2 separate regions of the Homo sapiens genome follow, and region 2 is linked to region 1. Evidence: chromatin loops called from intact Hi-C (ENCODE). Cell type or tissue: PC-9. All regions are shown on one strand. Each heading gives the region's core, and the rest is flanking DNA. Links, peaks and the distances in the headings are about the cores only. Region 1 overlaps MINDY4B (MINDY family member 4B). Region 2 has its middle 24 kb from the start of SIAH2.

Evidence for each region. Hi-C counts contacts between places; a loop is a spot of excess contacts. Peaks named below come from ENCODE experiments on the same cell type or tissue, not always from the same donor. Only the 100,000 strongest peaks of a DNase experiment are listed, where the experiment ranks them.
Region 2: a loop joins it to region 1, with 9 times the contacts of the local background. A loop is called at or near these places in 74 of 110 quality-filtered maps.

Annotation. Positions count from the first base shown.
Region 1 is chr3:150,854,911-150,870,452 of GRCh38, forward strand. It overlaps MINDY4B (MINDY family member 4B), which reads right to left. Exons shown (of 12, transcript NM_001351281.2): 12 at 15,466-15,542. Among named protein-coding and RNA genes, the nearest start is that of MINDY4B, 43 kb to the right of the region's middle. In PC-9, for the core only: CTCF peaks have their summits at 10,591 (motif pointing left) and 10,792; a DNase peak (open chromatin) is centred at 10,561.
Region 2 is chr3:150,778,677-150,795,570 of GRCh38, forward strand. No RefSeq gene overlaps it. Among named protein-coding and RNA genes, the nearest start is that of SIAH2, 24 kb to the left of the region's middle. RefSeq lists a silencer at 9,328-9,387. In PC-9, for the core only: a CTCF peak has its summit at 9,303 (motif pointing right); a DNase peak (open chromatin) is centred at 8,245; H3K27ac peaks cover 1,157 bases.

The DNA.
Region 1 (15,542 bases), core at 7,543-15,542:
TGGCCGCCAGACTTAAGACTCATGTGTGAAGCTATCTGGGGAAGGGCTTTCTAACAATCCCCAACCCTTCTGAGTTGGGAACATTGGTCTGCCTGGAGCCAGCTTCCACTTTCAGTTTTCCTGGGGAAGCCAAGGGCCGACTAGAGGCAGAAAGCAGTCATCCCAAACTCCCGGCATTAGCTGGTTGAGATCATGGCGCAGCCAGAAGTCTCTACTCAACAGTCGCCCATGCGGGCGCTCCTACCTTTCCTTCTGACCCATACCTCCTGGGTCCTGACCATGACTTTCTTGAAAGTGTAGTCCCAAAATTCTCCTTACCTCTGAATCTACTTCCTCTGATCCCTGCCTCCTAGGTACTAATGGTTCAGACTTTCCTTTCCTCTAGCAAGTTGTAACTCCAAAGGGATCTAAGGAAGCTCTACACTGTGTCCTTAGGCATCTAGGCTATAAACCCAGGGAGTCTTATCCCTGGTGTCCCTCCCAATTTAGGTATACAGCTCTCAACATGGGCTGTATACCTGCCCCAAGTTTGTAATGGCTAAGAGAGAGAGACAGAGAGGAGAGAGAGAGACAGAGAAGAGAGACAGAGAGAAAAAGAGGGAGTCAAAGAGAGAGAAATATAGAAATAGTAAAAAAAAAAAAAAAAAAAAAAAAAAGTGTGCCCTATTCCTTTAAAAGCCAGGGTAAATTTAAAACCTATAATTGATAATTGAAGGTCTTCTCCATGAGCCTATAACACTCCAACACTACCTTGTTGTCAGTGTAAACAAAGGCATAGCTTGAAAATACTGAGACCACTGACAACCCGTAGCCTTCCTATGACAAATCCTTAACCCAGTAACCCGCAGATGGCCCTGGCCCAAATGCATTCAATCTGTAGCGGCAACTGCTTTGCTAACAGAAGAAAGTAGAAAAGTAACTTTTAGAGGAAACCTCATGTGAGCACACCTCACCAGTTCAGAATTATTCTAAGCCAAAAAAAGCAAAAAGGTAGCTTACTAACTCAAAAATCTTAAAGTATAGGGTTAGTCTGTTAGAAAAAGGTAATATAACACTAACCACTGATAATTCCCTTAACCCAGCAGATTTCCTTACAGGTGATTTAAATCTTAATTACCATACAAAGGTCTGACCAGACCTAGGAAGAGCTCCCTTCAGGACAGGATGATAGATGGTTCCTCCCAGATGATTGAGGAAAAAACCACAATGGGTATTCAATAATTGATAGGGAGACTCTTGTGCAAGCAGAATTAGGAGAATTGCCTAATAATTGGTCTACTCAAACTTTCGAAATGTTTGCACTCAGCCAAGCCTTAAAGTACTTACAAAATCAAAAAGACTATCTCAATCCTGACTCAAAAGGTTACCTACACCCTCTCTGAAACGAATTTGCATAAGAACTGTTGTTTATGGGAGTGCATCTTGATGGGGCAGCTGGTTTGTTAGGAAATACTCAGGAACCCAGCCCAGCTCTAGAACTCACCCCTGAGCACAAAGGCAATGTTGGGCACGCTGTTAAAGGAGCACTAGAATCCAGTAGCCTGGACCCCTTTCTTTGCGGTCAAGAAAGGTGGGAAAAGGGGTGCAGGACTGCTACATCAGTGAGTGTAAATAATCCGATAAGCAGAGGTCCATGGGTGGTTACGCACCCTGGAAAGGAATAAGCATTAGGACCATAGAGGACACTCTATGACTAATGCTCATCGGAAAATGACTAGGGGTGCTGGCATCCCTATGTTCTTTTTCCCCACAAGGCAAAAACGCCCCTAAGATGTATTCTGGAGAATTGGGTCCAATTTGACCCTCAGACGCTAAGAAAGAAATGACTTATATTCTTCTGCAGTACCGCCTGGCCATGATATCCTCTTCAAGAGTGAGAAACCTGGCCTCCTGAGGGAAGTATGAATTATAACACCATCTTACAGCTAGACCTCCTTTGTAGAAAAGAAGGCAAATGGAGTGAAGTGCCATATGTACAAACTTTCTTTTCATTAAGAGACAACTCGCAATTATGTAAAAAGTGTGATTTATGCCCCACAGGAAGCCCTCAGACTCTACCTCCCTACCCCAGCATCCCCTCGACTCCTTCCCCAACTAATAAGGACCCCCCACTTCAACCCAAACGGTCCAAAAAGAGATAGACAAAGGGGTAAACAATGAATCAAAGAGTACCAATATTCCCCAATTATGCCCCCTCCAAGCAGTGGGAGGAGGAAAATTCAGCCCAGCCAGAATGAATGTAACTTTTTCTCTCTCAGACTTGAAGCAAATTAAAAGAGACCTAGGTAAATTCTCAGATAACCCTGACGTCTATACTGATGTTCTACAAGGGTTAGGACAATCCTTTGATCTGACATGGAGATATATAATGTTACTGCTAAATCAGACACTAACCCAAATGAGAAAAGTGCCGCTGTAACTGCAGCCCGAGAGATTGGCATTCTCTGGTATCTCAGTCAGGTCAATGGTAGGATGACAACAGAGGAAAGAGAACGATTCCCCACAGGCACGCAGGCAGTTCCCAGTGTAGACTCTCATTGGGACACAAAATCAGAACATGGAGATTGGTGCCGCAGACATTTGCTAACTTGCGTGCTAGAAGGACTAAGGAAAACTAGGAAGAAGCCTATGAATTACTCAATGATGTCCACTATAACACAGGGAAAGGAAGAAAATCCTACTGCCTTTCTGGAGAGACTAAGGGAGGCATTGAGAAAGCATACCTGTCTGTCACCTGACTCTGTTGAAGGCCAACTAATCTTAAAGGATAAGTTTATCACTCAGTCAGCTGCAGACATTAGAAAAAAACTTCAAAAGTTTGCCTTAGGCCCAGAACAAAACTTAGAAACCCTACTGAACTTGGCAACCTCGGTTTTTTATAATAGAGATCAGGAGGAGCAGGCGGAATGGGACAAACGGGATAAAAAAAAAGGCCACCACTTCAGTCATGGCCCTCAGGCAAGCAGACTTTGGAGGCTCTGGAAAAGGGAAAAGCTGGGCAAATCAAATGCCTAATAGGGCTTGCTTCCAGTGCAGTCTACAAGGACACTTTAAAAAAGATTGTCCAAATAGAAATAAGCCACCCCCTTGTCCATGACCCTTATGTCAAGGGAATCACTGGAAGGCCCACTGCCCCAGGGAATGAAGGTCCTCTGAGTCAGAAGCCACTAACCAGATGATCCAGCAGCAGGACTGAGGGTGCCCGGGGCAAGCGCCAGCCCATGCCATCGCCCTCACGGAGCCCCGGGTATGCTTGACCATTGAGGGCCACGAGGTTAACTGTCTCCTGGACACTGGTGCGGCCTTCTCAGTTTTACTCTCCTGTTCCGGACAACTGTCCTCCAGATCTGTCACTATCTGAGGGGTCCTAGGACAGCCAGTCACTAGATACTTCTCCCAGCCACTAAGTTGTGACTGGGGAACTTTACTCTTTTCACATGCTTTTCTAACTATGCCTAAAAGCCCCACTACCTTGTTAAGGAGAGACATTCTAGCAAAAGCAGGAGCCATTATACACCTGAACATAGGAGAAGGAACACCCGTTTGTTGTCCCCTGCTTGAGGAAGGAATTAATCCTGAAGTCTGGGCAACAGAAGGAAAATATGGACGAGCAAAGAATGGCCATCCCATTCAAATTAAACTAAAGGATTCTGCCTCCTTTCTCTACCAAGGCAGTACCCCCTTAGACCTGAGGCCCAACAAGGACTCCAAAAAATTGTTAAGGAACTAAAAGCCTAAGGCCTGGTAAAACCATGCAATAGCTCCTGCAATACTCCAATTTTAGGAGTACAGAAACCCAATGGACAGTGGAGGTTAGTGCAAGATCTCAGGATTATCAATGAGGCCATTGTTCCTCTATACCCAGCTGTACCTAACCCTTATACTCTGCTTTCCCAAATACCAGAGGAAGCAGAGTGGTTTACAGTCCTGGACCTTAAGGATGCCTTTTCCTGCATCCCTGTGCATCTTGACTCTCAATTCTTATTTGCCTTTGAAGATCCTTCGAACCCAATATCTCAACTCACCTGGACTGTTTTACCCCAAGGGTTCAGGGATAGCCCCCATCTATTTGGCCAGGCATTAGCCCAAGACTTGAGCCAGTTCTCATACCAGGACACTCTTGTCCTTCAGTACATGGATGATTTACTTTTAGCCGCCTGTTCAGAAACCTTGTGCCATCAAGCCACCCGAGCGCTCTTAAATTTCCTTGCCACCTGTGGTTTCCAAACCAAAGGCTCAGCTCTGCTCACAGCAGGTTAAATACTTAGGGCTAAAATTATCCAAAGGTACCAGGGCCCTCAGTGAGGAATGTATCCAGCCTATACTGGCTTATCCTCATCCCGAAACCCTAACGCGACTAAGAGGGTTCTTTGGCATAACAGGCTTCTGCTGAATATGGATTCCCAGGTATGGCAAAATAGCCAAGCCATTATATACACTAATTAAGGAAACTCAGAAAGCCAATACTCATTTAGTAAGATGGACACCTGAAGCAGAATCGGCTTTCTAGGCCCTAAAGAAGGTCCTAACCCAAGCCACAGTGTTAAGCTTGCCAATGGGGCAAGACTTTTCTTTATATGTCACAGAAAAAAACAGGAATAGCTCTAGGGGTCCTTACACAGGTCTGAGGGATGAGCTTGCAACCTGTGGCATACCTGAGTAAGGAAATCAATGTAGTGGCAAAAGGTTGGCCTCATTGTTTATGGGTAGTGGTGGCAGTAGCAGTCTTAGTATCTGAAGCAGTTAAAATAATACAGGGAAGAGATGTTACTGTGTGGACATCTCATGATGTGAACGGCATACTCACTGCTAAAGGAGACTTGTGGCTGTCAGACAACCATTTACTTAAATATCAGGCTCTATTACTTGAAAGGCCAGTGCTGCAACTGTGCACTTGTGCAACTCTTAACCCAGCCACATTTCTTCCAGACAATGAAGAAAAGATAGAACATAACTGTCAACAAGTAATTGCTCAAACCTACACCACTCGAGGGGACCTTCTAGAGATTCCCTTGACTGATCCAGACCTCAACTTGTATACTGATGGAAGTTCCTTTGTAGAAAAAGAACTTCGAAAAGCGGGGTATACAGTGGTCAGTGATAATGGAATACTTGAAAGTAATTCTCTCACTCCAGGAACTAGTGCTCAGCTGGCAGAACTAATAGCCCTCACTTGGGCACTAGAATTAGGAGAAGGAAAAAGGGTAAATATATATACAGACTCTACGTATGCTTGCCTACATGCCCATACAACAATATGGAAAGAAAGGGAATTCCTAACTTCTGAGGGAACATCTATCAAATATCAGGAAGCCATTAGGAGATTATTATTGGTGGTACAGAAATCTAAAGAGGTGACAGTCTTACACTGCCAGGGTCATCAGAAAGAAAAGGAAAGGGAAATAGAAGGGAACCGCCAAGTGGATATTGAAGCAACAAGAGCCACAAGACAGGACCCTCCATTAAAAATGCTTATAGAAGGACCCCTAGTATGAGGTAATCCCCTCTGGAAAACCAAGCCCCAGTACTCAGAAGAAGAAATAGAATGGGGAACCTCAGGAGCACATAGTTTCCTCCCCTCAGGATGGCTAGCCACCAAAGAAGGAAAAATACTTTTGCCTGCAGCTAACCAATGGAGATTACTTAAAACCCTTCCCCAAACCTTTTACTTAGGCATTGATAGCACCCATCAGATGGCCAAATCATTATTTACCGGGCCAGGCCTTTTCAAAACTATCAGGCAGATAGTCAGGGCCTGTAAAGTGTGCCAAAGAAATAATCCCCTGCACTGCAGGTCATACATTTCAATCCCTGTATCTTTAACGTCCTTGTTAAGTTTGACTCTTCCAGAATCAAAGCTGTAAAACTACAAATCGTTCTTCAAATGGAGCCCCAGATGCAGTCCATGACTAAGATCTACCGCAGACCCCTGGACCGGCTTGCTAGCCCATGCTCCAATGTTAATGACATCGAAGGCACCCCTCCCAAGGAAATCTCAACTGCACAACCCCTATTATACCCCAATTCAGCAGGAAGCAGTTAGAGTGGTCATTGGCCAACCTCCCCAACAGCACTTGGGTTTTCCTGTTGAGAGGGGGTACTGAGAGACAGGACTAGCTGGATTTCCTAGGTCGACTAAGAATCCCTAAGCCTAGCTGGGAAGGTGACTGCATCCACCTTTAAACACAGGGCTTGCAACTTAGCTCACACCTGACCAATCAGGTAGTAAAGGGAGCGCACTAAAATGCTAATTAGGCAAAAACAGGAGGTAAAGAAATAGCCAATCATCTATTGCCTGAGAGCACAGCAGGAGGGACAATGATCAGGATATAAACCCAGGCATTCGAGCTGGCAATGGCTACCCTCTTTGGGTCCCCTCCCTTTGTATGGGAGCTCTGTTTTCATTCTATTAAATCTTGAAACTGCAGGGAAAAAAAAAAGTCCAATAGAAAAACAAGCACACGACCTGAACAAACACTTTCACAAAGAAGAGAGCAAAATGACCAAAAACATATGAAAAGGTGCTCAAATTTATTAGTCACCAGAGAAATGCAAATTGAAGCCACAATGTATTGTATCACAATGTAATACAATATACCCACCAGAATAGCGAAGATGCAGGCAATAATGTGGAACAATGGAAAACCCTCACACACTTTCAGGTAGTTTAAATAGGTACAAATAGCCTTTCAACATGTGCTAATTTATGACCACAATATTTCTTCTCTATTCACTTTCACTAGATTGTGCAACCCTTCCTACCCCCATACGTATCAAGAATTTCAAGACAAATATCAGAGTGTTAAGTTCTATTCAGGTCTAAAATTGTATCCATGTGAGAGATGTTAATGGGTTAGGGAACTGGGGTTGTGTGGACACCTAGCCACTGCCTGGTGAGCATTCCCCCCCCCTTTTTTTTTTTTCCTGCTCTGTGATACATTTCTAAGAAAATCAGAGTCTGATTTTAATCCTGAGGCTGTGGTATTTTCTATAGTAGGAGCAAGCAATCTTAAAGCAAGTGGGTCTGCAAGCCAGCTGGGGCAGCACCACAAATCCAGGAACTTCTATGTGTGGCTTCAGACATCTCTATGGTTTCCACCTGGCTGGCTTCCTAGCCCTCTGTTTGCATGCGCTCCTGTGCCTCTTACAGCCTGCTTCTGGTTTGGGATTCGGGTCTTGGCTCTTGCAACTAGACTCTCACTTGCCTGCTGCCTGCTCCAGGCTCTGCCTCAGCCTTAGCTCTGCCTTGCAGGCATCATCATCATCTATGTGTAACTCCAAAGTACTGGGCATGGAAAATCAAAGCAGGACTAGGAGTGTTCACATTGAGGTGTGGTCAAATATTTCATGGGGTGGGAGGGCAGGAGGAGAGCTTAATCAGGGCACAGAGGTCCAGGTAGCTGAAGTGAACATTCTTGTCAGCCCAATATCCGGTCACTTTTCTTGTAACAACACACTGATTATCCTTAAGGAAATGTTGCTTCTGCTCTCTCAGTTAATATGATTTGGATAAAGCTAAATCCATCCCCAGTTCCAGGATGCTGAGGTGACTACAGACTGGCCAAACAGAACATTATGTTTCCCTGGCCACAGAAATGGATGCAGACATGGCCATGTGACTCAGAGCCTTGGTAATATAGTTGGGGGAGAATTGCTTTTTCTGCAGGGAAGTCTGAGAAGAGAGAATGAAAGTGTAGGATTTGGCTAGTAGACATGGCCATCTTGCTGGTAGGAATGGATACTCGCCTTAGAAAAAGACAAACTGCAGAACAGAGACAGAAGAGAGACCAGGCCCCAATGACAATGTTGGAACTCCTCAGTCCATCTGTGTGGAAAGGCAGGACTACCTCCAAACTTGTCAATTATGTGAGTCAACTAATGTTCTTTTTGTTTAAGCCAATTCAAATCGGGTTTCTGCTACCAAATAAGTCTAATTCCACAGGCAGGACTATCAGGGGTTTTCAAAAATAGTTTCTGTAGGGAGGCACAGATTCAAGGAAGGCATCTGAGGCAGCACCATGAGTGAGAAAGGAGATAAAGTGGGCAGAACCATGGGCCCCGACTCTGCTTTATCCACATCAGCTTTGTGTGTATCTGTTGTACATGTTGGGATTCCACATGAAATTTCATGTGAAAACTAGATTTTGCTGGTAAAAAATCTGCAAACCCACTGGGTGAGATAACTGAGGAACAAGAAGAAGAAACACCAGAATGTGATTTTTTTCCCAGAAAGAAGTTTATTTTTATTTACCTGTTGTGTAACATATTTTAATGATAGCTTCCCAATACTTAAAGGCTTTTCTGATGTGATTGGTGGTGATAGTAACTACTGTGAGTTTTTTGATATTATAAAATATGATGATTTAATTTTCATAATACATTGAATCAATATACTTCAAATGACTAATGCATGGGGAAGATCCATTCAAAGTGTAAGATACACCAATGGATTTTAATGAAACAGATTTGAAAAGTTCACTGATACAGTTTCAGGTTCTACTTTGCGACTAACCCTTAATACATTACCCCTTGTAGAGTTTTGGTGTAGTATCAAAGAAGAATAGCCACAAAGCTATTAAAATTCTTCCTCCCTTTTTCAACTAAATATATATGTGAAGTCAACTTTTCTTCATATATTTCAGCCTAAACAATGTATCACAGCAGATTGACTGCAGAGGCAGATATGAGAATACAGCTGTCTCATATTAAGCTGGCCATTAAACAAATGTACAGAAATGTAAAATAATGCCACTCTTTTTACTATTTTTTTCTTGGAAAATATAATTGTTTTCCATAAAATACTATTTCAGGTAAATATATAATAGGTTTTGTTGTTATTTTAAATAAATAGATAAATACTTAACAATTTTTCAGTTTTAATTTCTAATAGGATAAATATTAACAGGTGTGACCCAGATAAACCAAAGTACTTTGACGTCCTTAATTTTTAGGTGCATAAAGGGGTCCTGAGATAAAAAAGTTTAAGAACCACTAGACTAGTGGATAGTTAGGTATTTAACACATAAGCATACAAATAAGGATGTAATTGTAAACCTGGGTGTATTAGTCCATTTTCATACTACTATGAAGAAATACCTGAGTCTGAGTAATTTATAAAGAAAAAGAGGTATAATGGATTCAGTTACACGTGTCTGAGGAGGTCTCACAATCATGGCATAAGGCAAAGGAGGGGAAATGACACATCTTATGTGGTGGTAGCAGGCAAGACAGCGTGTGCAGAAGTGCCCTTTGTAAAACCATCAGATTGGCTGGGTGCATTGGCTCATGCCTGTAATCCCAGCACTTTGGGAGACCGAGGCAGGCAGATCACTTGAGGTCAGGAGTTCGAGACCAGCCTGACCAACATGGAGAAACCCCAACTCAACTAAAAATACAAACTTAGCCGGGTGTGGTGGCACATGCCTGTAATCCCAGCTACTCAGGAGGCTGAGGCAGGAGAATCGCTTGAACCCGGGAGGCAGAGGTTGCCGTGAGCCAAGATCATGCCTTTGCACTCCAGCCTGGGAAACAAGAGTGAAACTCCATCTCAAAAAATAAACCAAAAAAACCATCAGATTTTGTGAGACTTATTCACTATCACGAGAACAGCATGGGAAAACCCACCCCCATGATTCAATTACCTCCCGCCGGGTCCCTCCCACAACATGTGGGGATTATGGGAGCTATAATTCATGATGAGATTTGGGTGGGGACACAGCCAAACCATAACACTCAATGAGTGATATAAAGGAAAAGAACAAGGTGCTAAGAGAGATGAACCAGGAGACCTAATTTAGATGGGGGATGGTGTCAGAGATGGTGCTACTAAAGAAGTGGTTTTTAAGCTGTTCTGAAGCAGGAGATGGGGGTAAAGATTGTTGTGGGCAGTGGGAACAGCAGGAAAAAGCCCCCGAAGTGGGAACAAGCTTGGTTTGGGTGGAGCATGGTGGTGAGAGGAGAGTGGCATGAGAGGAGTCTGGCAGGATATGAAGCAGGGGCTAAACCTTGCAGGCTCTTGTAAATCATGTGAAGATTTTGGCATTTTTGTCCTAAGTGCATAGAAATGATCATAATATGGATTACTCTAACATAATTCATCAGGCTTGAATTTTTTAAAGATAATCAAGATTCAATTTTTTTTTTAAAAGATAATTGATTGCTGTGTGGTGCTGTGTGGAAAAGGGATTGGAAGGGGACAAGAGAGAAGGTGAGGAGAGCAGTCGGACGGCTATTGTAATAGTCCAGGTGAGAGATAGTGGTACCTGTATCATGGAGACAGCAGTGCAAATGGAGCTATTTCAGAGCTATTAATACCACTTACAGGTTTTGCTGCTGCATTGGAGTGGAAGAGGGGATGACTCCTAGGTCAGAGCAATCCTATACACTATGCTTAGTGACACCAATCCTAAGTATCACCAAAACTAAATACCCATTACATCAATCTGTATAAATATTTTAGGTTTGTAGGCGTGTGTGCCTATATATATGCATGTGATTAAATTGCCCACGTTTACTTTTAGTTATGTGGTTATGAAATTTAAAAAGTCACTCTCATAGCACCACCTTGTGGACAGTAATAAAAAGTGTGTGTGTGTGTGTGTGTGTGTGTGTGTGTGTGCGCGCGCGCGCACGCGCGCACGCATTGTTGGATTCAATCACTAGGAGAAAACACAATACAAGTTCTCCAGAAAGTTTACCAGTTATCAGCCACCCCAAGTCCTTCTTGGAAGGAGAGGGGATAGGAATACATTCGGAAGAGTTAAAGTTAAACTGGCTATTCTGAAAATAACAGGTTAAATTCATTCAGACTAGATCCTCTCTGGTTGATTTTAACATAGTCATTGACTAAAAGTATCATTTATTCAGATAGCCCCTGACAACCCATAATAATACTTTTTGTTTTTTTGCCGAAATATGTTTTTTTCAGTGCATTTACCACTTATCTTCATCAGATTACGGGAAGCATTTTTGTATAAATATCAAGCCTGATGGAAATGGATTTATCTTAATTCCTCACTTAAGTTCCGAACTCACCTAGAATTGCATCCTCTGAGACTGGGCTTTTCTTTTTTCTTTTTTTTTTTTTTTCCGAGACGGAGTCTCACTCTGTCGCCCAGGCTGGAGTGCAGTGGTGCGTTCTGGGCTCACTGCAACCTCCGCCTCCCGGGTTCAAGCAATTCTCTGCCTCAGCCTCCCGAGTAGCTGGGATTACAGGTGCCCACCACCACGCCTGGCTAATTTTTGTATTTTTAGCAGATACGGGGTTTCACCATCTTGGCCAGGCTGGTCTGGAACTCCTGACCTCATGATCCACCCGCCTCAGCCTCCCAAAGTGCTGGGATTACAGGTGTGAGCCACTGCGCCCAGCCCTTCTTTTTCCCTTTTTTTTTTTTTTTTGAGACTGGGCTTTTCTTGCCGCCATCTTGAATCTGATTTGGTTTTCTCTGTTGCGCTTTTTTGCTGGCGTCATTTTCCTCACACCTTAGCTCATCATTCTATCCTGTTCTATTGCTCTGGGCTTCTCAGGAGACCTCTTTCCTTCACAAGACTGGCTTCTCCAGGTGTTAGAAAGTGTCTCTACATGTGAAGCAGATCCCTCTCTTAATTTCCCAAACAAAGCACAGGGAATATCAGGCTAGAATGTTTAACATCTTAATTTAAACACAAAGGAATTACAATGCAGGAAAACCTAAAATGTTACTTCTCCTGATCGTGTCTCTGCTTTAAGAAGCCCCTTGGACTTCTGACAACTTGCCGTTCTCTGTCACTTGGCTGTGTTCCCTAAATGTTGGTCCAGGCCCTGTGCAAGGCTCCCAGCTCTGGCAGCAGCATTAGGGTGGGGAGAGCCTTTCTTCCCTCTCCTTAGGCGTCCTCCTTCCTGTTCCCACGATGATTGATGGAAGAAATGCCTGCCCTTACCTACAGGGCATGGTTTCTAGACACAGTTCAATTCTCATTTTTCTCCTCTGTCTCTGGCTATTTCTTCTGCGCCTGCTTTCCAGGCTCTTCGCACACTGCCTGACTGCTGACACGAGAATTCCTAAGGGCTCAGCATTAGGCCCAGCTATCTTCTTGCTTCATACTCTCCTTGGGCAGTCTTACCCCAGGCCACCATGTTACTTACCCTTAGTGACTCCCAGGTGTATTTATTTCTCTGGTCCAAACCTCTCCATTGATTTCCAGATCCTTATTTCTGATCCATTAATCTACCTTTCCACTTGAATGTTTCATGTCTAAGACTAGATGTGTGATTTCTTGCCCTCAAAATCTGGTATGTTTTGAGTGTTTCCAAGTTCTGTGAAGGTACAACCTTCCATCCAGTTATCAAATCAGAAACCTAGAAGTCATCCTTGATCCTTCTTTCTTTCTTCCTCATCTCCCTCCCCATGCAACCTATTTCAGCCTTCTCCATTTTACCTACCAAGAGGTGTCTCCTGAGAGGCCCACTTCAGTCTACTTTAATTGCCTCCATTCTGTTCTGACCATCTCTTGTCCACACCACTGCCTAACTAACTAGTCTCCGCATGCCTAACTGGTCTCTGCATGCACTTGGGGCTCTCTCCAATCCATGTTCTACTCTGAGGCATGTGTTCAAAATGCAAATCTTACCAGGCCACTTAAAACCTTTCCAAGGTTTCTCACACCTTATAGTCTACACTGCCTTGCGGTGGCCCCACCTTTTGCTCCAGCTGCTTCACAACCACTCTTTAGCCCCACAGGCTTTTCTGTTCCTCAGGCGCATTCACCACAGGGCTTCACATCTGCTTGCCCTTCTTCCCCTTACCCTGTTATCTCTATGCAGCCTTCTTACTTCAGCTAACCATCTCTTCCTCAGACATGCCTTTTCCTTTTCTTTCAGTTCTTTATTATAAGATTGACGCACCCAAAATCTCTTCCCTTAGTTTTCAAGTTTATCTTTATTAAAGTGCTTTTTGATTAATTGCCATCTCCTCAGAAGAGCCTAAGTTTCATAAGAAAAGAGGGTGTGCCACATCTGATTTTGCTCGCTGTGCTGATTTTCCCCAGCATCAAGCATAGTGCCTGGCACATAGGGCATGTTAAAAAACATTGAATGGCCAGGCATGGTAGCTCATGCCTGAATCCCAGCACTTCGGGAGGCCAAGCGGGCAGATCACTTGAGGTCATGAGTTAAAGACCAGCCTGGCCAACATGGTGAAACCCAATTTCTACCAAAAAATACAAACAAATTAGCCAGAGTGGTTGTGTGCACCTGTAGTCCCAGCTACTTGGGAGGCTGAGGCACAAGAATCGCTTGAACCCGGGAGGTGGAGGTTACAGTGAGCCAAGGTCACACCAGTGCACTCCAGCCTGGGCGACAGAGTGAGACTCCATCTCAAAAATAAAAATAAAAATAAAATAAAAAACATTGAATGAATGAATGAATGAATGATTATGTCTCTAAGGCCCTGACAAGGGAATTACAACCATTAACAGAAAATGCAGGCCCAGGTGTGGCTGAAGAGTGCCCACAGCCTGGACAGCTCAGGTCCAGTCTCAGCCAGTTGCTATTCAGGGTTATTTCCACAGTGTGAAGTGAAGGGAATCTTAGGCCTCCCCCAACCTGGCCTGCTCCTACGGGTCTTGTGACATTGGTGAGAATGTTCTTGGAAAAATGATTCACACATCTTGTCTAAGAGCAAACAATAATTCGGGGGAATGTTCCAGTCTAAGTTGATATTTGAAAGAGGAAAATAGTTGCCATCGCCTCAAGGGTTCATTCCCACTAAAGACACAGTCAGTTTAGATGACTAGTCAGAAAAATTAATATCCCCGTCTTCAAGCAAACAGCTTTCTTCTGCTTTGTATTTGAGAAGCTGAAAAAAAAGTCATTTTTCTCAAAACAAAGTTTAAAAGTGAACTAATGGCTCTGAGAAACTTCCAGTTATTTTTATTTTTTTATTTTATTTTATTTTATTTTTTTTGAGACGGAGTCTCGCTGTCGCCCAGGTTGGAGTGCAGTGGCGTGATCTCGGCTCACTGCAGGCTCCGCCTCCTGGGTTCACGCCATTCTCCTGCCTCAGCCTTTTGAGTAACTGGGACTACAGGTGCCCGCCACCTCGCCTGGCTAATTTTTTGTATTTTTAGTAGAGATGGGGTTTCACCGTGTTAGCCAGGATGGTCTCGATCTCCTGACCTCGTGATCCGCCCACCTCGGCCTTCCAAAGTGCTGGGATTACAGGCGTGAGCCACCGCGCCCAGCCACTTCCAGTTATTTTTAAATAACATGTCTCCACTCTGAAGAAAAAAATCAAGTATTACCGGGTACCCTGTTTATAAGATAAAATAACTTATTTTCACTGAACATTGATATACAAAGTAATTAATAGTTTTATATATCAAAATTATACTTTTACATCTAAAACGTAGGTACTTAATCTTTCCTCCATTATTTTACTTATTTATAGACTTGTTCCAGGAATAATTTAACCCAAATTACAATACCATATAAAATATGGCAAACTAACATAAATTATAAACAAATTAAAAATTCAAAGGAGGAATAAGGGAAGGAACATAAAATGGATACAAGAATGAGGTCAATTTAAAAGTTGGCTTTTGTAAGGACCGATACACTACCCGACAGTCATCCTGCTTTTCTTCCTTCTACAAAACCCTGATTTTGTTCTAATATCAAGTGCCCTGTTCTCAGACTCAGAGGATGAACCATGATGATCTGAGTCATGGATCCCCTAGCTAGACAGCTCTTGTTAAAAGGAATATCTTTATTGTTTGCGACTTTTCGTGAGATCTCTTACTTGCAGCTGAGCAGTTCCTTACTAATGCACTGGTGTGTTTTTTAATTCAGCTCTAAGCAGTCAACTCCAAAAGAGACATTCAGTAAGAAACAATGTAGTGTCCATAAAACAAAAAACAGGCCCGCACCTCAGGAAAAGCACAATGTAAGTAAGATTAAGACCACATAAGCCCAAAGTCTGTAGGGATCCACTTATTTGTCCAGTGTATTTAAAATCCCCAGTGAAAACACCAATGATAAAGATACTATAATCCGCAATTCAAGCCTAATTGCCTTTCTCTTCTGACATAATTTATTATTCACCTTGAAGTTTCATTTCCTACATGGTCCTTAAGTTAAAACATTATTCTTTGAGCCAAATGCAAATGCATTTAATAAATGAATTTGAATGAATGCAGAAAGATTGTTCTTTGGAAACTAACCTTGGGATTGTGAATACAGTGCCCTAAGTCTGTGAGGTGGCAGATTAGCGGGGTGGCTGGCGGTGTCTACATTATTCTCGTGTACTTCTTTTAGAAGGAATATGTGTTTACTCTGTGTATCTCTTCAGAAAGAACATAGGCATTTAACAGGACAGGGAAAGAGTATATTCTAAAAAGAATTGTTTTCCCCTTTGAATAATGACACAAGAGATTTTATTTTTATATATAATTTTATGTAGAAATCAGAATTTTTCTCAGTTTGTCTGTTTGTGTATTTATATCCAGCATTGAAGAAAAGAAACAAACATACTGCTAATAAAAAGAATGTCTCCTTGTGGCTACTG
Region 2 (16,894 bases), core at 4,942-12,941, 79 kb before region 1:
CCCGCAGGGACTCATGGCAAGTGGCCACTCAATGGCCTGCTCCCTTCATGAGCTTTGGCCAGTAACACCCATGGGTGGTTGGAGGCAAGGATACCCCTCTCTTCTGGGGCCCTCGAACACGGCGGCAGGGTGTGGCTTGCCCGCAGGAAGCTGGAGGGATACGCCTGGAAGGCACTGGCCAAGGCTTTTGGTCTCTCCTATCATGTCCCGGGCTCCCCGACGCCCCCAGTTCAAACCGGAAGGAGCTCTCCTAGAATCCAGCCTCCCTGTCCCACACCCGGAATTGTGCCAGGCTGCATCTGTCCTCCAAGAGCCAGGCCCAGGGCTAGGTGTGGCGCGTGGGCGGCTCCTCCGCGCAGGCCTGGTCAGAGTAGGGGGCAGCGGTGACTGCCCCTCTTGCAGCCTGTAGGCCAGGTGGCTGCGGCTGCGCTTGACCTCCGTCACGCAGAGCTCCAGCAGGACCTTAGCGGGCTGTTTCTCCACCTTTTCCCTGGGCACACCGCGGCTCAGCAGCGGCCCTTGAGGTCCCTGCGCATCGAGTTGGGCCCCAGCGTGAGCTTGGCGCTGCCCCGCTGGCCCTGGCGCCCTAGCAGGCCGCTGTCGGGGAGGCCTGGATCTCCACAACGGCCTCCATCACCGTCACGCCCTTCACCAGCAGGCTGGCCAGCAGGAGACGCAGCTCCGAGGGCGCCGCCATCGGCGTCGGCAAGCGCCTGTGCAGGCTCTGTGTGAAGAGCATGTCCTCGGGCGGCACTGGCTCAGGAGCAGAGGGCGCTGGAGGGGCCGAGGGTGGCTGGCAGGAGCTCCAGTCGATGCCCACCTCCATGGTGGTCCAGGGCCGGAAGGGCAGCTCGGTGGCCTCGAAGTGAAAGGAAGACAGTGCTGGCGCAGGCCGTCAGCAGCCCGGCCAGCATTGTCAGGCATCCGTTGCCCAGGAGGGCCTTGCAGTGGTTGTTGAAGACGGCGTCGTGGCTCAGGTTGCCCAGCAGCACCAGCTCTCCAGAGTTCAGAGACAGGGCAGGGTCCCCCTGGTGGAAGACCCGCAGGATTCAGGAGAACATGAGCTCTATGGAGTTCTGCTTGAAGCACCGAGAGGTGGCCAGGAGGTGGGTGTACGTGTAGTACGAGCAGAACCGATCCCCCGACCCTTGTGGGTGGTCGCTGGTGCTTTCTTAGCCATGAGCGTGGCAACTCCTAGGCAGGGAACAGCAGAGAGCCCGGAGGGACGCGAGAGCAATGGCCGGGCCCTTCAGCACCTGGAGGAACCACCTTTGGAAGGCAGGAATCGTCCTTGCCCCATACAGCTGTAGAGGATTTGGGCCATCTGCTCTGTGACTGCTTTACAGACAAAGCAACTGAGGTGCAGGAGAACAATCGCTTGATGAACATCTCCAAGCCCACGAACAGCAGAGCTGGGATTTGGACACAGGCCTGTCTGACTAGTTTTCCACAGCTACGAGATGGGTTTTGTATGTAAATCCTGAGTGCCATTGTTGGCATATAAATTAATTCCAAGAGATATCTAATATGAAGCCAACCTAGATAGTGAGATATTTTAGACTTGGATGGGTCAGGGAGTGGAAGCAAGGTTCTTACCACAATGGGGGTGGTGGGTGGCCCTCAGCTTGAAGCTGCACCCAGCTCTTACTCTCTCCAAGGCCTAGATGTGGCTTCTCAATTAAATTTATTCACCAGCCTCTCCCCATCCTGGTTCTTGCAAACCAGAGAGGAGTTTTTATTACTTGAACAAATTTTGTTTTCCTTTTTGGAATAGACTATGATCCCCCTCAAGCTAAGAGGAAGTTTGGGGACTTGATCCATAATCATCTTAATCTAACAGACCCTCCCCATCCCACCACTACTCTACACTCACCTTATTAAGAATGGGAGTCTCCGAGTTTGGGTAGGGAGGGTGACAGAGCAGAAGAGAGAAACACAGGATGGGGAGTGGAGGCTAAAAGTCCTTACATTTGGTTGTCTTTGTTTTGTCTTTGGGTTGTTGTCAAGAAAGATTTATGTAATCATCTTGATTTATAAGACTTTTAGTATCACCGAGCAGTCTTTTTTATTACTTCCGTCTTCTACTGGCCTTTTCTGGGCCTCTTATATTTTCATCAAGCTATTGGCATTTTGTCCAAATCAATAGCAGTCAAAGATCTCTTCCTTCCATATGCAGGCACAGTGTATTTTACCTGGGATTGGAGATGAAGAATTATAGTCATTTAGAATCAAGAGAGAATTTGAGAGATAGCCTCTAGCCCAATCTTATTTTCATCTTGGCCTACAGACGTTGTAATGTAGCTGGTTAATGGCAGAGTTGAGACAAAGACCTAGGTCATCTCTTACTGAGTCCATTATTTTTTGCCATATTCTATACTGCATCACGCATTCTTTCATTCAATAGTTATATTTTAGACACATTGCTATGCACTGGGGGAAGAGCAACACAGACATGTTTCCTGTTCTTTTGATCCATAATGAAGGAGACACATAATTAAACATTCAGTGCAGTACAAAGTGAGGCACCTGATCCCATTAGTGGGAAGATCAGGGAGGACGTCTTGGGGGAAATGATGGTTAAACTAAGAATTGAATAGAAAGTAAGAGTGGGGGGAAGGGCAAAGAGCATCTCAGTAAGTGCAAAGAGCACATAGAAAGGCCCCAGACAGAAGAAAGTGGTGCATTTAAAGTATTGAAAAGAAATTCAGAGTTGTGGGGGTAAGCAGGGCTAGTTGAAGGAGGTCCTTGTAAGCCTTACTGAAGAGTGCCTGCTTTATTCTAAGGGCAGTGGGGAGCTGCTGAAAAGTTTAAGCAAGATTTTAACATGGACCAGAATTGCGTTTGAGAAGGTTCACTCTGACTGCCACATGGAGAATGGGTTGGAGGTGGGCAAGACCCAGGAAGAGAGACAAATTAGGAGGCCCTTGTGCTAACCCAGAGGAGATTGGATGGTGGCTTTGACCAAGTTTGTTGCGGAGGGGATGGAGATAAATGATCATATTTCAGAGGCATGGTATGCCTGTGATGGATTGACCATGGGAAGTGGTAAGCCACATGGGTGCCATACCCTGGGAAGGGCCCAAAGGCAGAGGATAAGGTCTGAGAGTGAGGAAGGAGATGATCATGGACATATTAATGCTGAAGTGCCTTTGGGACTCACACACACATCTGAAGTTGACATGCCAAGTAGATGCTTGTTGTGGGCTGAATTATGTCCTCTCAAATTCATATGTTGAAGCCTAACTCTCATCCCTCAGAATGTGACTATATTTAGAGATAGGGCCTTTAAAGAGGTGTTTAAGATAAAATGAGGCTGTTAGAGTGAGCCCTAATCTAATCTGACTGGTATCCTTATGAGTAGAGGAAATTTGGACACACAGAGAGACATCAGAGATGTGTGCACACAAAACAAAGACCACTGAGCACATATCCAGAAGGCAGCCATCTGCAAGCCAAGGAGAGAGGCCTCAGAAGAAACCAAACCTGTCAACACCTTGATCTTGGATTTCTAACCTCTGAAATGTGAGAAAATAAATTTCTGTTACGTAAACCACCCAGACTCTGGTATTGTGTTATGATAGCCCTAGCAAACTAATATAATGCCTCAGACAAATTAATAGCTTGCCTATTAATTTAACTAATTCTAACTAATTCTCCTTAAGTGGAGATACTCATAGACAGTGGGATATAGGGGTCTGCAGGAGGGCCTGAAGTTAGAACTTTGACATCCTTGGTGTATAGACATAATTGAGAGAGGATGGGATCATCCACAGTGCCTGGGTAGAAAAGAAAGGAGAGCCTAGGACTGAATTCTGAGAAGGGCCATCATTTCAGGGCCAGTCAGAGAGGTAGGGGGAAATCCAGATCCCCCAGGCCATGGGAACCCAGGGAAGGGAGTAATCAAGGGTGTCAGAGGCTGAGGGGCCAGGGAGAGCAAGGCCAGTGCTATGAACTGATTGTTTATGCCACCCCCCAACCCCCGCTAAATTTAAATTTATATGTCGAAGCCCTAACCCCCAATGTGATAGTATTTGGAGGTGGGGCTTTTGGGAGATAATTTGGTTTAGATGAGGTCATGAGGGCAGAGTCCCCATGATAGGATTAGTGTCCTTATAAGAAGAGAAAGAGAGGCCAGAGTTCTCTCTCTGCCATGTTGAGGACACAGGGAGAAGGCAGCTGTCTGCAAGCCAGGAAGAGAGACCTCACCAGACACTGAATAGGCCAACACCTTGACCTTGGACTTTCCAGCCTCCAGAATTGTGAAAAATTAAAGTCTGTTATTTAAGTCTATGGTATTTTGTTACAGTAGCCCAAGCAGACTAAGACAAAAGTCACCTTGGAGAGCACTTTCAGGGGAGTAGTAGTTTGGAAGTCAGACTGCTGGGGTTGAAGGACAGGAGGTGAAGAATTGGCAATGGTGGGATAGACATGGCTTCCACGAAGTTTAGCTAGGTAGAAAGATTGATATACAGAGCAGAACCCAGAGAGGGGCTGAGGAAGAATTTTATTTATTTATTTTTAACATGAGACCCTTGGGCAAGCCTATAGTCTGATGGGCAAGGGGCAGATTCACTGTTTCACTGGGAGGGGATAATCAGTGGATCCCCATTGCTGAGAAGGTCAGAGTTGAGGGCCCCACAGCACTGGTCAAGAGAGATAGACCTCGTCCAGAAGGAGGGCATGTGGAAGACCAGGTACAGATGCAGGGAGGCTGGTTAATGTGACAACAGGGGCTGGTGGAGCTGCCTTGTGGCTGCTCCCTTTCTCTCTCAGAATAAGGAGAGGTCTGCAGAGAGTAGGAGGGTGCTGGTCAGCAGGGACATCTTGCTACAGATTTGAGGAATATGCTGTCAGTCTTCTTGAGTAATGCAAGCTATGGAGGGAATGCACATCCAACTATCAGCCAGACCATTGCAATTGCTTAACAAACACAATAGAAAAGAATCTGATGAATAAAATTATTCTTATTTTTACAGATGGGAAATTTGGGAACCCAGAGGTCAAGATTCTACTGAAAGTTAAATAATTTGTAAGTACCTCAGGCTGGATTTAAGCCCAGGATCCTTAAAGCCTTAGCCCTTTGCCCTCAACACAGTGCCCTCCTTGGCCTGGAATGGATCTAACTAGTGGATGCCTCTGGCAGGTGAATAATTTGTCTATCCTTCAAACCTATGTGTGTTTGAAATTTATTCTGGGTTTATTTGGAGGAAGCATTGAGTTCTGTGTGCAGGAGGGGCAGAGTAGAAGGACCCTATAGTCCCAGACCTTCATAGCCATCTCAGTATAGTTAAAGGCCTTGGGTTAATTGAACTCACACTTCTTGAGAAGGCACTTCACAGGACCACCTCTGGAGTTTGCTGCCTGGCTGGGGGATGGGGAGTGGGTGTTTCCACACCCTGTCAACCTGGTGGCTTATCAATTACAGATGCTTCCTTATTTACAGATAGTCTAAGTTTGAAAGGTAGTTCCTAAGAACATTTGTGTATAAGTCCAACTAGGCATTTGTTAGACAAGCCACTGCCACACCATCTGTGGGATGGTTGTCCTCTCATGTGTAGCTTTGTTTCTGTCTAGGAAAGATTTAGAGTTGAGTAACATTTGTATTCCTTTCAGCCATGTTCATTGACCTCCCTAGGAGGAGTATGAAAAATTATTTTTTTCCCTACCTTATGTTTCCACCAACATTTTAGTGCTTTTGTGGCAGTTTAGCATTATGGATCAGCGTCCTGGGCAGTTGTCCAGTTGAACCATCCCCAAGTCAGCTTTGGCCTTATTGTGCCTCAGTTTCCCATAGGATGTCAGATAGTAGAGCTGACTTGTTTTGTGTACGCAGTTGATTCATTGCTGAAATCCTGTAATGCCTCATGCTGTAAGGACGCATCAAAGCTGTCATAACCATGTTTCTATGAATTACTCATGCTTTGTCACGCTACAGGACTATTCGTATGGAAAATGTTGAGGTGCTATCTTGATTATGTCTGAGAAAGTTTTCTTTTCTCCTCATGGATATTTCCACTACAATGAAATACCCACTTTTTGTGCCTAGCTGTTTTTAGGTCAGTTATGGGAAATGGCAATGGCAAATGCTCTAGGCCTGAAATAAATTAGGCAACAAATAATCAAAATCACAGAAAGGGAAAGCTAGGATAGTTTATTAATACATTCTTAGTGTCTCCCAGGGATCTCTGTTGGTAGAGGGGGACTGAATATCATAGGATGACCAGCCATCCTGTTTTGCCTTGACTGAAGGGTTTCCTGGGATGCCAGACTGTCAGTGCCAAAACCCAGAACATCCTGGGCAAATCAGGAAGTTACTCATCCTACTTTTAAATAAACTTTTAATTGTAGAATAGTTTTTGATTTACAGAAAAAGTGCAAAGATACAATAGAGAGTTTCCATGTACTCCACACCTAGCTTCTCCTATTATTAGTATCTTACATTAGTATGGTACGTTTGTCACAATTAATAAACCAATATTAACACATTATTATTAACTTATGTCCATACTTTATTCAGGTTTTCTTAGTTTTTATGCAATGTCCTTTTTCTGTTCCAGGATTCCATCAAGGATACCACATTATAATTAGTTGTAATGTTTCCTTAGGCTCCTCTTGGCCATGACAGTGTCTTAGACCTTCCTTGTTTTTGATGACCCTGACAGTTTTGAGTAGAACTGGTCAGGTATTTTGCAGAATGTCCCTCAGTTGGAATTTGTCTGATGTTTTTCTCATGATTAGACTGGGGTTATTGGTTTTGGAGAGGAAGACCACAGAGTAAGGTATCACCATGCTTATCATTGCTAATGTTAGCCTTGATCACATGGCTGATTAATGTTTGTTAGGTTTCTCCATTGTAACGTTACTTTTTTTTTTTTTTTTTTTTTTGAGACAGGGTATCAGTCTGTCACTCAGGCTAGAGTCCAGTGGCATGATCTTGACTCACTGCAGCCTTGACTTCCCGGGCTCCAGCAATCCTCCTCTCTCAGCCTCCCGAGTAGCCGGGACCACAGGCATACGCCACCAAGCCTGGCTAATTTTTGTATTTTTGGTAGAGACAAGGTTTCTCTGTGTTGCCCGGGCTGGTCTTAAACTCCTGAGCTCAAGCTATCTACCCACCTCGGCCTCCCAAAGTGTTGGGATTACAGTCGTCAGCCACTGTGCCCCGCCTAATATTACTCTCCCCTTCACTGCCCCCTGCCTTTTTTACACTCTACACTTTGAAAGGAAGTCACTATGTTACAGCCCACACTTAAGGAGTGGGAAGCTGTGCTCTACTTCTCTAACGAGAAGCATCTATGTAATAAATTATTTGGAATTTATTCTGCATGGGAGATTTGTCTATTCTTCCAAATTTATTTATTTATTCAATCATTTATTTATATCAGTATAGGCTCATGAATATTGATTGTCCAATAAAGTTGACCAATACAACTTTTATTTATTACGTTGCAGTTCCCTAATGGCAAATGATGTGGAACATCTTTTCATAAGCAGTAGTTTCCCCCTTATCCACAGTTTCACTTTCTGCAGCCTCAGTTACCCATAGTTGACCAAAGTCTGAAAATATTAAGTGAAAAATTCCAGAAATAAACAATTCATAAGTTTTAAATTGCGTGTTGTCCTGAGTAGTGTGACAAAATCTCATTCTGTCCTGCTCTGTCCCACCCAAGATGTGAATCATCCCTTCGTCCAGTGTCTTCACATCGTATATACCACCCGCCCATTAGTCACTTTGGAGCTATGTTGATTATTAGATAGAAAAAACATAGTATAATAGGGTTCCATACTATCCGTGGCTTCAGATATCCACTGGGGGTCTTGGAACATATGTTCCGTAGTTGAGGTGGGACCACTGTATTTATTTGTCATCTGTATACTTTCTTTGGTGAGGTGTCTGTTCAGATCTTTTGCCCTTTTTAAAAGTAGGGGTCAGCCGGGCGCAGTGGCTCATACCTGTAATCCCAGCACTTTGGGAGGCCGAGGCAGGCAGATCACGAGGTCAAGAGATTGAGACCATCCTGGCCAACATGGTGAAACCCCATCTCTACTAAAACTAGAAAAACTAGTTGGGCGCAGTGGCATGCATCTGTAATCCCAGCTACTCAGGAGGCTGAGGCAGGAGAATTGCTTAAACCTGAGAGGGGGAGGTTGCAGTGAGCCAAGATCATGCCATTGCATTCCAGCCTGGCAACAGACAGAGATTCCATCTCAAAGAAAAAAAGTAGGAGTTACCCTACTTTTGAGAGCAAACTGGACCTGAGACCAGTTTGGGGCATGTGGGAGGGGGACCTGGGAAACCTTGCCAACCCTAGATTCCTTCAACTGTGGCTTCTGAGACTTTCACCTTGGAAGCTCAGTCAACCCAAGTCTGAGTCATTCTGACAAGGGCAGGGTGGGGTTTGCAGGCAAATTCTGGATAGACCAAGATTGTGGCTCATTTAAGATCATTTGTCTCAGTTTCAACTTCTTTTCATACATTACTTAATGCTTCATGAAATAAACTAAAATATTTCACAAATGCATTTTTTCCCTATTGCCTTTGGCCATCATTTAGAACTAATTTTCATGGCATCAGTTTAAGGCACATGAATTTTATAGGACTGTGAATGTCTAGTTTCTAGGCTTTTCTACTTCATGAAGTCTTGAGCAAGGTGGGTTTGGATGAATGTGTAGACACGTGGAGACTTCCTTATCTTGGATGCAATTCTTTACTCCTTTTTTTTTTAAAAAAAAAAATAATAAAAAAGAAAAATTTGAGCAGGACCAGAGGATTTTTACTCATTTTTAAAGATAGGCCTGGCTGGGTGCAGTGGTTCATATCTGTAATCCCAGCACTTTGGGAGGCTGAGTCAGGAGGATTGCTTGAGCCCAGGAGTTCAAGACCAGCCTGGGCAACATAGGGAGACCTCTGTCTGTACAAAAAAGATAAAAAATAAAAAAATTAGCTGTTTGTGGTGGAGGCGCACACCTGTAGTCTCAGCTACTCAGGAGGCAGAGGCAGGAGGATCATTTGAGCCTGGGAGATCGAGGCTGTTACTGATCCAGGAAAAATGTCATGTATTGCTGTCATATGACAAAGATTGCTGTGTTCTTTGGTGTTTAGGCATCTCTGTTAATTTCTCTGCAGTTTACCTTTCTGAAGATCTTCTTAAAGTCAGAGACCCATTTTCTACTGTGGTAATGTACAAACATTAGTTTTTCTAAGGAAATGCTGCTACCTGTCAGCAAATTAGAATTTTGACAAGCTTATCTGGTGCAGCTGCAGGCGGTGCCACCACTAGGGGTCAGGCGACGTCCTGATAAAGGAAGCGCAGTCACGGGGAGGCGTGAGGCGGCGGAGAAGTGCCTGGCCAACTCACATTTTGGGAGAGAAAATGTGCACCATTCCTGGATGGAGCTGAAATGCAGGCATTCTAAGCTTTGGCACTGAGAGCTTTTTGTTTGTTTTGTTTTGTCTTTTGTGATTTGAATGCTAATTCTCTGAAGAGAGCCAGAGATTTTATGTCTGTCATTTTGCCTACAATTTCTCTTGTCTGTAGATTTTCAAATGTCATTTAATTTCTCCCTTACCAGCCCTGTCTGTCCATTCCTAGTGGATTTAGGGTGTAGAAAATTTCTGTATTCTCTCCGTTTTCAATAACGTTTTTATTCAGATGAATTCTGGATAAAATGAAACAGAGTCAAAGAATGGGAGGTCTGGGGAAGAGAGAGGAGGACACCCCTGGTCCTGTGTGGTCTCAGGAGGAGGTGATGGCAGGGATGGGGAATGAGTCTTTCCTCCTACCCAGATCAAAGAGCTCCGGGCACCTTTGAGCCCAGGTATCAATTCCAATTGGGGACAATATCAGGGCTCTCACCTGAGATATTGCTCCTTTATATTCGTATGCACCCAACGCACATTGCTACTCCATCTCTTTTTCTGCTGAGCCCTGATCAGCCTCGGAATGCTTCTCAACCAAGTGCTTCAGGAAGTCACTATTAGCTTTGCCATCATTCCTGGTTTGGCAATGCCTTGGTGTCAAAGACAAGTTTATGTTGAACTTGGCATCCATTACTCCTGCCTCTGTGGTGGTGATCATCGTTTGCAATTTAGACTTCTCCAGAAGTTTTTTGAAGATCTTCCTTAAAATGGGGTTGAGGTGTTATACAACAGCCAAGCTACAGACTGCTTTCAGGTACTGATTGGTTTCTGGCTAAACTGGTATTCCAGATAACAGTTACGGTGATTTTGCTAGAGATTTAGTCCAAAATATGCCTCCATTTTTCTCATAAGAATAGTGTCTGTACAGAGTAAAAACCTAAATTAGCAACTAAAGTTTACTAAGAAATGAGATGAACAACCTTACTAGCATTCAAAATTGCAAATTAAACAACACAAGATACCATTTTTTCCTTATCAAGTGGCAAAAACTAAAAAGATTAATGACATACAGTGCTAATAGAGGGAAAACAGGCCTTCTCATATACTGAAGGTAGGACTGAAAATTATTACTGCTCTTGGGGAGATAGTATAGTAATATTTATTAAAATTTTTAAAAATATTTTTTGCCCCAAATCTCATTTTGAGGAGTATATTTTTCAGATATGAAAGCTGTAGAACATAGAAATACGTAATTGAGATGATTTTTGCACATTTTTTAGTAGCAAAACAAAACAAAATTGAGATACAACTGAACTGTACTTCAATAGGATATATTTTGGTATAAATGTAATTTGGTATATTCATAATTCCAATTTAAATTAGTGTGTAGGAATGAATTAGATCTATATGAATTGTTCTAGAGGATCACCATAGTAAGTTGAATGAAAAAAAAAAAGAAATTGTGGAGTCTTAAACATAGTATGATTCAGTTTTTGTAAGAACAAAAAATTCAAACTCTTTAGGAATATCTGCTTGCATGCGAGCATGGAGAAAGGTATCGAGGGGATACTCACTAGACGTTCCACCCTTGGAGGGTGGAATAAGAGGAAGTAGGGGTGTGTGTGTGTGTGTGTGTGTGTGTGTGCATATGTGTGTGTTATGTGGTGGAAGTATTATGAATTTTTTCTTTAATGCATCTTAAAAAATGCATGTCAATATTTTTAAAATTTTTTAAAAAAGGACAAGGAAACATGGTCCCCAGAAGGTTAAGGCATTTGACCAAAGTCTTAACAACTAGTTAATGTCCCAGCGGGGCTACAATCCAGGTCTGCTGAGCACTGATTCCTTATGTTCATTCTCGGCACTGCTCACTATTGAAAAAAAAGGTAGCTGGCAAAATTCATTACTGCTTCTTCTATTTGATGTTTTCACACTTCCCTTTCCTTTTCTATTGAGTAGCCAAGCTAGGAGAGCAAGAGTTTTTAGTTGTAGCCAGATCCTCTGTGTTCATCCTTAGGCAGACAATTTCCTTTTGACTGGATAAGTTAATTTCCATGACTGAGTTAGCTATTCAATGGCAATCCCCAGAGTTAAAAGGATCGAGGAGGTGACTGAAGAGTTATAAATTTTCTCATTGTCCAGTCAAGATGTTCTCCTTGATCTGATGAATTTTCAGAAGCCAGCATTTTATTTCATTTCCAGTTTGACATAAAAGTTATTGTGTCCTTGGGGTTATAAGAAATACAATATCACCTGTGACCTTCCTTTTATACAGAAAACTCTCCAGAGACCTCAGGGAATTTACGCAGTTTAATTTGGGCTTTGTTCAGCCCTCTTTTAGCTAACATTAGCCTGTAGGACCTTTTCAACAGTTATTATTTAATCCAGGGAGAGACTGTTACCCATCAAATGGAACACATTGCTGAATCCACTTAGTTTTTTTCTTTTTATTCTTGTGGAAATGCTTTTTTCCTGACTTTCTTGACCTCTATCTAGAGTTTGGAAATATATAACTACAAAGTGTGGATCTGAGCCTGAAGGAACTATGAGGTGGTATGGTAGGCAGAATAACACCCGCCCAAAGCTGTCTAAGTCCTAAGTCTCTGAAATTTGTGAATACATTATCTTACTGGCAAAGGAACTTTGCAGATGTGATTTGGTTAAGGGCTTTGAGATAGGGACAGTATTCATTATTGGTGTGAGTTCAATCTAATCACATGGATCTTTAAAAGAAGAAATCCTTTCCCAGTTGTAGTCAGAAGGAGATGTGATTATGAAAGAATGTTCAGAGTTGCAACATTGCCAGCTCTGAAGATGGAGAAAGAGGCCACAAGCTAAGGAATGCAGAGGGCCTTTAGAAGCTGAGAAAGGAAATAAAACAAATCTTTTCCTAGAGCCTCTAGATGGAACACATCTTGATCATAGCACATGTTGCACTTGGAGAGACAGGGGGAGCCAGATGTGCTTCAGTGAGGGGTCTAGCTCTATTTCCCACTCCTCTTTCAGCTTTCCTCTCCTCCACATGGAGCGTCCTCAAGCTGACTTACCCCTATGGTTGCAAGATGATGGGCAGCAGTGACTGGGGCAATAAGTGTTCTTGTTTACATCCACAGGAAGGAAAAGAAAACCTCTCCTCCACCCATGAAATAAGGCATTCCCTGAAGTCTGATTAGGCCAAATTGGATCATACGCCCATCCCTAGACCAGCCCTGGGAATACCAGCTACTGATGGTTTAAGCCTATGTTCCTAAATCAGTTACTATCAGATGGTAGTGATGGGCTGTTCACATGGAGGAGGGGAAAATTGAAAGAAGAGTGGGAAATAGAGCTAGAACCTTCACCACAGCACATCTGGCTCATCCTGCCTCTCTCAAAGACTTATTAGGTAAAATAATGCAGTTCTATATTATTCAAACCAGTTGACTTGGGTTTTTCTATCACTTTCTGCCAAAAATATTCTACTAGCCATGTGCCCTCCACACACAGAGGCAACCCCTTCCCCTGGGGCTGCTTTGTTCTTTCATGGTACCTGCTTGGCTCCTGCAAGCCTTTCCGCTGATGACTTTCTGAACCTGACTGTATCCGATAAGACACTGCTTTCCTCCTGAGAGCCAGCTTCCAGGCCCAGGGCCAGGAGGCACTGCATGCCCTGTGCCTCTCCTCACTCCTACACCCACAGCTGGCATTGCTAATTGATCCTGGCGCTCCTTTTGCTGGGTTCACATGTGACCTCATGATACTCCACATTACACTCCAGGTAGCCACGACTGGTCAATTGGAGCTGGCACAGGTGATGATCCCTATTTGCCATATGAGTGTAACTACACATCATCTTTTTAAATTTTTCCTTTTTTAGTAGTTGCTTTGCCTGGTCAGTTCGTATTGAGATAATGACCAATTACAACTCTCAGGCCTCTCCTGCTCTCTCCATATTTCCCTAAGTCTGAGCTTGGTATAGCCTGTAGATAGCCAGCCAGAGGTGCCAGGACCTTGATGGCTAGTGTTAAAGCTTTAACCTCCACTACTCTGCCATTTCACTTTAAAATATTCTTTAGGGGTAATTTCCTTACTCTTCGCCTCTTAAATACTATATTTTTATGATGTCATTTACATTTTATAAAGGGAATTTAATTCACTAGAATTCCAGATTGAGGGAGTATTGCATCTTGGAGAAAAGTCACCAGAATAGGAGACATGGGACAGGTCCCAGAGGGAAGACAGTCACTTGTAAGGCTGTATGGCTTTTGGAAGGAGTCAGCGCATGAGCAGTATACCTCGGAGAGGGAGGAGTGGGAAAGCAGCGTGGTGGGCAGGGAACCATGTGGAGAAGAAGGTGATGAAATCTCTGACAGCTGCTCAGAAGCAGGACTCCGGTGAGGACAAACATCCAAGGAGGGCTTTTGGAGAATAGTCCTTCTGTGCATGCACTGTAATTCCCCTGATCTTGCCTTCTCACAAGACCCATTGAAAAGACCTCTGTTTTTTTTCTTATTTTATCTGGAAGCAAACTTGAGTTTCTTCCGGATACAATTCCACACTGTGACTCTAAGGTGGGAGCATGGAGGCCCAATTTTACTTAAGCTATTTTTGTAGCTTCTTTTATGGTATTATCTTTTAAATATATGAGCCCTCTTACTCTGTTTGTGTCTTCATAATCATGACTTGTTTTTAAAATTTTGTGCTACTCACTTTTAGCTCATGTCCACATTTTTCTTAGTTGTCTTAGTCCCTTTGGGCTTCTGTCACAAAGTACCATAGACTAGCTGGCTTATAAATAACAGAAATGTATTTCTTGCCATTCTGGAGGCTGGAAGTCCAAGATCAAGGTGCCAGCAGATTCAGTGTCGATGAGAGCCTGCTTCCTGCTTCATAGATGATAGAAGTGCAAAGCCAGCTGTCTGGGCCTTTTTTATGATACTGATCCCATTCATGAATGCTCTGCCCTCATGATCATTTCAATTCCCAAAGGCCCCACCTCCTAATATTATCACAGTGATAATTGGGTTTTCAACACATGAATTTGAGAGAAACACATTCAGTTCCTAGCATTAGCTTGCTTATATTTATTTCATCTCATTCTCTCTCATAGCTTTTATTTTTGTTTCCCCTGTCCAATTTATTATAGTTTTTTGTCTTTTTATAACTTTTAACCATCTTTTAAATTTCTCTTATTTATTTCTCTTTTTACTGTTGAGTTACAACTCTCGGCTTATTCAGTGGCAAAGCAGGAAGAGATGGCACTGAGGCATCTTGATCCTGAAGGATCTTTTAATTCCTCTTAGCAGTCTTAACATTTTTTCCATCAGCCCCTGCTATAGTTTGAATGTTTGTGTTCTCTTTAAAATCCATGTTGAAACTTGATCTCCAATATGACAGTGGTAAGAGGTAGGGCCTTATATTTGAGAGCACTACAGGGTGAGTACACTCAATAATAATGTATTGTATATTTAAAATAACTAAAATAGTATAATTGAAATGTTCCTAACACAAAGAAATGATAAATGCTTGGGGTGATGGATACCCCAATTACCCTTATGTGATTATTACATATTATATGTCTGTATCAAAACATCACACATACCCCACATAAATGTATGTACTTACTACATACCCATAAAAAAAAAAAAGACGTGGGGCCTTTAGGAGATGATTAAGTCATCAGGGCTCTGCCCTCATGGGATTCATGACCTTGTAAACAAGCTGGAGAGAATGCTAGGCCCCTTTTTTGCCCTCTGCCCTTCTACCATGTGAGGACACAGCATTTGTCGACTCTGAAGGATGCAGCAACAAGGCACCATCTTGTGGCAGAGACCAGGGCCGTACATTAGAGCAGTCCAGGTGAACTGCTATAACATTAAACCTTCGATCTGAGAATTCAGGAAACTCACTAACTCTTCCCTAATGCTGATCATGAAGACTGGTGTAAATAAATGTATGTCAAATTCTGGAATGGGGTTTCCTTCTTAGTTCAAACACTCTACTATCACTTTTTGTGGAATTAACTTAGGTATTTGGAAGAAGGTTGCAGTCACAGGTAGGAAATCAAGTCATAAGTAAGGAAACAAAAGGCAGAAGCTGAGCTGTGGAACTGGCCAGCTCACTGGAAGAAGAAAACAGCTAGGAGGTTACCCCTGGGCACAGGGCAAATCCTGGTGATACTGGACATTAGCTTTATGCCCCTGTGACCAACAGGCCCCATATGACAATGTTCCTGGAGCTGCTGGCTATTTCTGCTCAGACAAGGATTAGTTCAGGGGCTGGGCTGAGTTTAGCCACCACAGGGAAGGACACTTGCCCCCTGATCCCCACTAAGAGAGGGGAACACTTCCAGCAGGATTCTGCTTTGCCCTTTTCTGCCTTGTCATGGGCAGTGAGTACCTGATGTGTGACAAGAAGGGAATACAATATGGCTGCTTACAAGTAAGATTTTTGTAAATAGGAGGAATGCCTGCATTTATAAAGCTGACCTCTTACAGAGATTTAATAGAATTCAAAATAGGAAAAAATATCATTCCTTGAGAATGTACTATTTTTGTTAAAAAAAAAACTTTAAAAAGATTTTTCTTCTCTCTGAAGTCTTGACTAATATTAATTGGCACCTTCTAACTTGGTCAGCCAACAGCTGCTCTCCTTCTTCCCACTCTGGATAACAGGCATTTCACTGCCTTTTACATTTTAATCTTGGGAAGACGGATATAGGCCAAATGATTCTTCTTCAGCCTTTGATGCCAAGTATTTATTTAAAATATGAGGTCATCAAGATTAAATGCAAAACCTTACTGTACTTCTTTACCTCCATAAGGATGGCTAAATTTAAGTGGCTTTGTGCTTGGAGCCACTAACAATGAAACTCGCAGGGACTTATTCCCTCTGTCCTTGTCTTTAAGAGATTGGCAATATATTGTAAATACCTGTGTCACTATGAACTAACGAGAATGAAATTCTGGAACCACTGCAGGGTGGCTGGCTGTTTCCCCCACCACCATCAGATTCCTGTCCCAGGGATTCACCCAGTCCTCCCTTAAAGTCAGTTGGCCTTTTTCTGTTATCACTGTTGTGAGGTTCATGGAACTAGGAAGATGAATTTAATGCAGTGGCTCTTGATCATTTAGGAGGTAATGCACATTCTGAGGATTTGATGAAAACTAGATTTTCCTCCAGGAAAATTTACAAAACGTACAAACATTTCAAATGCTGTATACAGTTTCAGGCTTTTTCCAATCCTTGAAGCCCATCCCATGACCTCAGATTAAAAATAATCAATAAAGGAAGATACTATTGGCATAATGTTAATTTTCATAGGTATTGTATCAATCACGTTTTAATCAGAGAAACAGAACAAGTAGGAGAATAAGGAAATATATTACAAGGAATTGGTATATGTGATTATGGGGGCTGGCTAGGCAAGTGTGAAATCCACAGGGCTGGCTGTCATGAAGGGTAGGCTGGAACTCTTGGGCACAGGGTGAAGCTGCTGTCTACAGGTGGAATTTCTTGTTCTTTCAGGAAGTCTTAGCTCTGTTCTTATGCCTT